Regions from separate parts of the Homo sapiens genome. Here region 2 is linked to region 1. The links are chromatin contacts, found by Hi-C in ENCODE. All regions are on one chromosome and are shown on one strand. The core of a region is the stretch at or near the end of the contact, and the rest is flanking DNA. Distances in the headings are between cores, read along the strand shown. Region 1 holds the start of PPIH (peptidylprolyl isomerase H). Region 2 holds the start of RIMKLA (ribosomal modification protein rimK like family member A).

What was found. Hi-C counts contacts between places; a loop is a spot of excess contacts on that map. Pooled maps may share reads with other maps.
Region 2: a pooled map shows a loop between it and region 1 (9-fold over the local background). The contact joins the promoter of RIMKLA here to the promoter of PPIH in region 1. A Hi-C loop is called at or near these places in 1 of 168 maps with a recorded cell type or tissue (breast epithelium) and 7 of 50 pooled maps.

The regions. Positions count from the first base shown.
Region 1 is chr1:42,656,200-42,660,496 of GRCh38, forward strand. It overlaps PPIH (peptidylprolyl isomerase H), which reads left to right and starts at 2,224. Exons shown (of 10, transcript NM_006347.4): 1 at 2,224-2,313; 2 at 2,645-2,709; 3 at 3,029-3,052; 4 at 3,323-3,367. The coding sequence starts at 2,248. It overlaps CCDC30 (coiled-coil domain containing 30), which reads left to right. Exons shown (of 21, transcript NM_001395517.1): 21 at 1-991. All of the region lies in intron 1 of LOC124904162 (a long non-coding RNA gene), which reads right to left.
Region 2 is chr1:42,378,494-42,382,790 of GRCh38, forward strand. It overlaps RIMKLA (ribosomal modification protein rimK like family member A), which reads left to right and starts at 2,299. Exons shown (of 5, transcript NM_173642.4): 1 at 2,299-2,604. The coding sequence starts at 2,442. RefSeq lists silencers at 1,906-2,085, 2,096-2,215, 2,296-2,515.

The DNA.
Region 1 (4,297 bases), core at 974-3,473:
CTGTGTTGAAGGTCTTTGTGCATGTAGTTCTTTTCTTCTTTTGAATTACTCCAGAAAACAAATTCGCAAGATTGGACTGAGTCAAAGGATATAAATGTTAATATTGCTCTAGGACATCACTTCCTTTGCTTTAAAAAAGGGTTCTGCCTGACCAGGTGCGGTGGCTCACGCCTATAATCCCAGCATTTTGGGAGGCCGAGGCAGGTGGATCACTTGAGGCCAGGAGTTCAAGACCAGCCAGGCCAACATGGCAAAGCCCTGTCTCTACTAAAAATACAAAAATTAGCCGGGTATGGTGGTGCACACCTGTAGTCCCTGCTATGCGGGAGGCTGAGGCTCGAGAATCACCTGAACCCAAGAGGTAGAAGTTTCAGTGAGCTGAGACCACTCCACTGTACTCCAGCCTGGGCAAAAAGTGAGACTCTGTCTCAAAAAATAATAATAATAAATACATAAATAATAAAATAAATAAAAAGTGTGTCAACATACTGTTTTCATAGTCAAGTTACTCAACCTCCTTGAGCCTCAATTTCTTGATTCCTAAAATGGGAACAATAATAGTTCTCTATCCCATAGGGTTGTGAGGACCAAATGAAATGAAGCATGTAAAGTATTTAGCACGTAGTAACTGCTTAATAAATGCTATCATCATTTATTTTCACTAGAGGTTTATCAATGTACTATTTTTTTCACAACCTCATCAACATTGGATATTATCAATTTTAAAGATTTATTCTAAAACAGTTGGTATAAAATTATACTGAAGCGTGACTGCTGCTGTTCCTTTTCCCCCTCCTCCCCTTTCTTCTTTTTCAGTTGGAGGAGACCAAGAGGAGAGGATCAGTAACCAGAAATAAAAATGACCCTTTACATTGAGACACACTGTATTTTTATATGTAATCCTTGCTTTCTCAGACAACAGAGCTAGAAAGATGATCATAGGAACTAGGAAATAATAACTATTTTATTAAATGCATGCTGTTATATTGAATGAGCCTTGCCCAAGGTCCCCTTCTTTCACTAAATTCATTGCATCTATTATTTATTGAATACCTACTATATGCTATTCAGTAGGCGACATTGCAGCTACAGCTGCGAATAGGACCAGGAGAGTCTCTACTTTCATGGAGTTTATATGCTATCAGGGAGGAAGATTATGTGTGTGTGGCAGGAAATGAGGTGTAGACACATACCATACGAAGATAATGTGGAAGTGGGGGTGGCATGAAGAAAACAAACCAGTGATCTGAATGACCAAGGGCTACTTTAGATTAGGTCTAATGTTGCCTCTCAGGAGGTAACATCTGGGGTGAGCCCTGAACTACAAGGAGCATTACTTCCCACACGCATACCCCAACCAACCCCCACAATCCCCCGCCAACCCACATTAAGTTCTGGAAGGAATATTTCAGACAGAAGTAACAGCTATTACAAAGCCCTAAAGAGAGGAGGGATCTCAGTGACCTGGAGGAACAGACAGGTCAGAGCACAGTAACTAAGGGCAAGTGGTACAAGATGAGGTCAGGTACGTGATAGCCAGATAAATGCACTGTAGGGCTTCGTATGCACGGAATTGGATTTTATTCTAAATATGGGAAGCCAGGAGTTATTTTTAAAATAAATAGGAAGCACAAGAGTTATTTTAAAAATAAAAAATAAAAAACTCTAGTTGCTTTATGGGAAATGAATTGGAAATGACAAAACTGGTAGCTTTTGTGGCAGAACAAACATTATCTATTGTCCTGACTTAGAGGAAGGGATATTTACTTAGCAAGCCTGTACGTGCCAAGCTGTTCTAAACGCTGAGGATGAACAAACCAGAGTTCCTGCCTTCACGGTGTTCACACTAGCGGGCAGAAGACAGACAGCACGTGTGGCGGTGCAGAGGGCTTGGCTGCAAGAGCCGATAAGGAGGACCCTGGCGACTGCCTAGTCCAAAAGTCCTAGCTAGAGCAAGATCAACTTGTACTGCCCTTAGTACAGCCACGTGAGTGGGGTGACCATTGACCTTAACCAAAAAGATGTCAAGGCTTTCCTCCTCCTCACTCCCGCGTCCCCAGTGCCAGGCAGAGTCTCTCAGCTAGACCCTAGCAGTCTCAGCACACACCGCACGGGGCGACAGCTTCCGGGGGCGGAGCCTGGTCTCGCTCCACGTCTACCGCGCCTGCTCCCCGGACGAAATCCGCGGACCGGGCTTTAGGTTCGCCGGAATCCCACGCTCCCGACTTCTGCTTCCGGGTCGGAGCCATGGCGGTGGCAAATTCAAGTCCTGTTAACCCCGTGGTGTTCTTTGATGTCAGTATTGGCGGTCAGGTGAGATCCAGGAGGCTGCCCACACCTGCGCCGAAGGGAAACTGCTCGGGGCTAGGCAGGCAGAACTCACCCAGAGAGAGCGGACTCGGGAAGCCAGCCAGAAAGTGAAATTGCACCCGAACCTACCGACCTGCCGGGCGGGGGGAAAGGAGGAGGAGGAGTCTCCCCAATCCTAGCGCCCCGCTTCTGGAGGAACTGGGCGGTTAGACTAGGGAGGCGGAGGTGGGAGATACCGAGCGGCAGGGTGGTGGGTCAGCCCATCATGCCCCCTGCTCCGTGAAGCCCTCATGGTCTTGGACTGGGCCTTCTGACACTCTCCCGCTGATTGCAGGAAGTTGGCCGCATGAAGATCGAGCTCTTTGCAGACGTTGTGCCTAAGACGGCCGAGAACTTTAGGTAAGGACGTGCTCCAGCTCCGCTGGATTAGCTGAGGCAGAAGTCGGGCTCCAGTCAGCCGCCTGAAATAGCCTGTCTACCTCTGTCCGTCCGCTCACTGCTCTTGAGACCTGATTCCTCCATGCATTGCTCTGTCTGGTTGCCGTTTGGATTGTTCCCGTGTTAATTTACGTTGTTAGTCTGTGTGACTGCGTGTCTGGACGTCTGGCTGGCCGATTGGTGGACTTGCTGGCTCCAGTGTTTATTCTTTCCCGTATTTAGAGGCGCTCACGACTGTGACATCATAGTGATTGAATCATTCATTTTTTGTCCCTTTCAGGCAGTTCTGCACCGGAGAATTCAGGTCAGTTTCAGATGTGTTTGACTTCTTTGCCTGCTCCAGAGGGGTGTTCTGGGGCTGCAGTGAGGGTATCGGTGAACCACCTGCTGGCCTTGAATGATTGCTGGTGACAGTGATAGAAGGTAATGCCCCAAGGGTCTGTCCCTAGTTTATTTGCCTTCTTTATGTCTGTCAACCATCTTTAGGAGAGTCCTTTTGGCTCCAGTGCATGGTAAACTGGAAAGGCCTTGTGCTACCTGCTGTCACTCCAAGTCTCTTTCTTTTCGGTTATAGGAAAGATGGGGTTCCAATAGGATACAAAGGAAGCACCTTCCACAGGTAAGGCTCTTGGCAAGCCATCCTGGAGTCTTTCAGAAATATTTCCTGGGGGATTAGGCTCTTTAGAGGAAAATAAAACCAGAGGGTAATTCTTACATTTCTTGAGAAGAAATGTTTTTGTGGACTCAACAACTGAAGATTTATTAAATGTTCTAACTCTACTTACACTCCCCCACTTCTTAGGTCTTTAAAACAGAAACTACTCATCTTTACAATATCTTGTCTTTTTCATGCACTTGTTTGTGCGAATGCAGATTTTTTAAAAAGTACACTTGTAATCCTAAAGTGCATATAATATATCCTGCTGGTTGATATTTATAACTAATTCCTAAAATGATCATATATGATTGTCCAAGGATAATCATATTTCCTGGGGAGTGGAGTATGTCAACACTTAGTCTCATTTCAATATAGAATCTTTCTCATGGCCTCACTGTGGTTAGTAACAATGTTAGCACATAATTATATCACAGCTTTAGAGCTTTGGGTCTCTAATCCCCAGTAAGACTCCTGTGAAGTGGTATGGGTGATCTGCATTCTACAGAGGAGGAAACTGAGGATAAGAAAGGTTAAGGACCCTCCCTAGGGGTAATAGCTAACAGTTGTTAAGCCCTTACATGTTTAGCAGTACATTTCACATAAATTCTCTGTAGTTCTTTCCCCCAAATTTACATCAAACCCTTGCTCTGCCTTTTGCTTTGGCAAGTAAGCTTTCAGCCCCTTCTTCTTATTACTGTTCAGGTACCAGATCATGCACTTGATCAACTCTAACATGCCCTAATTTATAACGAAAATCCTTTTTTATGGTTAATTATCCTTTCAGCTTAATCATTCAGGAAAAGAATAATCTTCAGGTTTTTTTTGTTTTGTTTTGTTTTTTTGAGACAGAGTCCCACTCTGTCGCCCAGGCTAAAGTGCAGTGGCATGATC
Region 2 (4,297 bases), core at 1,049-3,548, 280 kb before region 1:
AAAACATTCTAGTCTAGTGTGGATGGCTTTGAAAATGGGTTATAAGTAACTTTTAAATTCACTGACTTATATATCTTTTAGTAAAGATATATGAAAATCAAGGTTCTGACTATCTTATAGACCTCCTATGGGTGATACTATAGAAGCCTTAAAGGAAGCATCACATTCTATGGGTGATACTGTAGGAGCCAGGGTTAAAAAAATGTATAACATGAAACATCAAGGAAAAGGCCAATGTAGAACATAGAGGTTCTAGAGCTCAAGCTTACGAAGTGTTAAACAAAAATTATGGGAGGCCATTGTTTTGGACTGAGCTTTTGCACCAGGCCACAACAGAATAGACCAAACCAAATCGAGTCCCTCCTGCTAAATGCCACATAATCAAACTTGAGGTACATCCCACAACAGACCAGCTTTTCCTGAAAACAGGAGATTTCAGTTTACCTGAGTCAGAATAAGGAAGTCCCCTCTGCTTTAACCCTTACCAAAAAAGTAACCCAAAGTAGCCTGATGTTAAGCAATCAGCTCTTCTTCCATTGCTCTATTTCCTTGTTCCCCTCTTTTAAAACCCACTCTTCTGCCATTGCCCAGTGAAAGCTCTCATTCTATTCTGTGGAATGGAGGCTACCCCAATTCATGAATCTCAAAAGCCAATTCAATCTATAACTAAATTTGTTGTAATTTTGTCTTTTGCCATAAAATAGTTTTGAAAGTTACCAATCCATAGGGCACTATTGTTACTTTAAGAAAATACATTCATAGAACGGGGGAGGAGATATTTTGCAACATCAAAATACTTACTTAAGATTGCTTGAAAAGGCCAGGCGCGGTGGCTCACGCCTGTAATCCCAGCACTTTGGGAGGCCGAGGCGGGTGGATCACGAGGTCAGGAGATCGAGACCATCCTGGCTAACACGGTGAAACCCCGTCTCTACTAAAAAATACAAAAAATTAGCCAGGCGTACTGGCGGGCTCCTGTAGTCCCAGCTACTCCGGAGGCTGAGGCAGGAGAACGGCATGAACCCGGCAGGCAGAGCTTGCAGTGAGCCGAGATCGCGCCACAGCACTCCAGCCTGGGCCACAGAGCGAGACTCCGTCTCAAAAAAAAAAAAAAAAAAAAAAAAGAAAAACATTGCTTGAAAAATAACTTTTGAAATTCCAGTATACAGAACTTTCCTATAGGCTCATCTTAGTGAGTAAATGCACACACCTGCACAATATTTACAGAGAAGCCTGTGCCTTCCCTGAGACAACTTACCCCATTTCTAAGTTGCCATTGCTGGGTCTACCTTGAAACTACTCTTGCTTCCCTAAGCCAAAAAAGAAATTAAAAAAAGGCATATTTTAATGAACTGGAAGAGCAAATGCAGTCTCCAAAAATGGCTAACTTCAATCCTGCAGTTATTTAGAAAGGAAAATCTGGCTTCAAACACTATTGTCTGCAGGCAGGGTTTGCAATTGGCCAGGACCAAGGACAGTGTTTAAAGATGACTCAGTTGTATGGCCTGGGGAGAGCGGGAGTGGTGAAGGGAGACCAGCCAGTGGTCCTTCTAACTGAAAAGGATGCTAGGTCAATTTTTTATGACCTCGAGTCTGTGAAGGCTCAGACCTGCTGAAACCTAGGAGGGGATGTCCAGTGTAAGAAAATCTGAGACCCCAGGAAATGCACTTTCAAATTATCTGAATGGGAGGTGGGTAAGACTCAACTTCCCCCTCTCCTACATCCTCCCCCACCCCCGTGGGGCTTCAGGCTAGGATTTCGGCAGAGAAATCCCTCTCCTTCCAATGCTTTAGGGTCCAACTGGGGACCTAGCCGTGTGACCTTCGCCATACCCCGGAATCTCCTTTGGGACGTCCCCGAGGCCCTCCCTGTCCGGGGCTCAGCAGGCGTCCGCCCGTGTCCCAGCCCCCGAGCGCCCGGGATCGCCTGGGAGACGCATCCGCCGCCCACTGCGCATCTCTGGCCCGTCAGCTCGGAAACCCTCCGAGCCTCACAGGGCCGCCGCCCCGGCCCCTCCTGCTCCGGCTGTCCCACCCCAGCCCGCAGCGCCACGTCCACCGGGTGTCCGGGGCCTGCCGGGGCTGCCCTCCTCCGCCTCGCCTGCGCCCGCCGGCGGCTCGCTCCCCGGAACCCCGGGTCCTTTCCCCCGCCGCCGCAAGCCCCCCACCCGCCGTCCTTCCCCGGCACCGCCCGCCAGGGTCGCTTCTGCAGCCGCCAGCGCCCGCCGCCGCGCGCTGATTGGCTGGCGGGGCCGACGGCGGCGCTGAGTGGCCGGGCGGATTCGCTGGGTCAGGGCTGCAGAGACGCCTGGCGCACCCGCGGGAGCGGAGCCGTGGCGCGCTCGCCCCGGACGCCGGCCGCCCCTCCGCTCGCCCTACTGAGCGAGCGGCCCGGGGCGCCGAGGGGTCCGCGCCGCGCGGGGCGCACCGCCCTGGCCGCCATGTGCTCCCAGCTCTGGTTCCTGACGGACCGGCGCATCCGCGAGGACTACCCGCAGGTGCAGATCCTGCGCGCCCTCCGGCAGCGCTGCTCCGAGCAGGACGTGCGCTTCCGGGCGGTGCTTATGGACCAGATCGCCGTCACCATCGTCGGCGGCCACCTCGGTGAGCGAGGCGGGCCCGGGGAGGGCAGGGAGGCGCGCCGGGGTCCACGAGAGCCGGTCGGGTGGGCGCGCTCGCCGGGCCTCCCGCAGCAGAGTCTCCTTCGGGCCCGCACACTAGCCGCACTCTAGCTGCGAGACTTCTTGGGGTTGGAGAAAGCCGCTAACCTTCATAGCTTCTTTAACCACCACCACCTGCCCCGAGGCCAAGATTCGAGAACGCGATTTAATTTACTTAGGGGACTTCATTTTGTGAGAAACCCGAATTCACCTGAAGCCACCCAGGTGTCCGAGGAAAATCAGGCTGTTAAACCCCACATTTGCAAATCCTGCTCGCATCAATACCTTGACAGTTTAGACTCTGAGGTTTCTAGAAATCCACACCAGATTTACAAAATTACTATTAAGATGACTGTTTTAAAAAAGTTTTTTGGGAGTGTGTGAGCATCAGTAATGTGCACCACATAGAATATTATTTCCAAACTAGAAAGCCACATATGGGGGAAATCTGAGAAAGATTGGAGTCACTTCTCGAGTGTAAAGTGGGAGTGTAGACCTTTGATGGGTTTAACTCATCCTTCTCCCTAGCAGCGTTGAATTCTGATTCCAGAAGAGCCGGGATTTCAGGTTCAGACAGTTCTGGCCTCACTGATCACTCCACTGCTGTGTTCAGGAGACTTTTGTGGGTAAGACATGGTTGTCATCTGTGGGTTTGACCTCAAAAGGTTAATTATTTTTTCGTATATCCTTAATACAGGCCTCTCTGATTTAGGAATCCCTGACGCAGAAAACCCTCTGGCTTGCTGTTTGAGTGTCTCTGGGGCTCCACTGGAGGCATCCAACCATTTCAGGGAGTCCAGGACTCAAAAGGATTTGCGCCCAGTTCAGGGTGCATCTTGGGATACTGTTCGCATTATTTCAACAATTATTAATGGTTAAATAAGCTCGTAATCTGTTACTTTGCTTTGGCAGGGGAAGGAATTTCAAATTCGGAAAGACTACTTACAAGTGAGATTTTGAATATGACCTGTTTCTGAGTGGAATATATCTGTTATAGATTTTTCATCTCCAAGTTTATCGAAGTCCCTCATACTTAATATCAGATTGTATATCCTGTTGGAGAAATATACCATAAACATTAGGTACCTTACATTTAATCTACAACAATGACTATCAGATGCAACCGGTACCCTCTCTCTATCCTTGATTTATTAAAACTGTCACAGTTAATGTAGAACTAGATTTCTGAACAGGGAATCTGCAGATGTGAATTCCTATTACAGCTTTACAGTTAACAAGTATCTTGGCTTTGCTTTGGGCAAACCACTTTTGTCTTTGAATCTCGGGATTCTTATTTATAGAAACTAGGGGTTAAGGTTCCTCTCACTTTATGTGTTTCAGGATCATATTTAAATTGTATAATCTGTTGTATTTCACCGACCTAGATTAAGTAGTTAACATGTACATCTTTCTACCCAGGATGAACTTTTTGCTTATTTATTTTACAGTTTGTAAAGATGTCTCTTTTTTGAGATACAGTAGCCAAATTCCACATCACATTTAGTTTGTAGAACCGTCACAAATTCTGTAAGAGCAAGAAAATGCTCTGTATCTAAAACCTCATTTTAAAGAATCAGTCCTAAAAAAAAGATAAAATTAAATGCTAGTGCCACAGGAAACACTCAGACCCTTTTGTT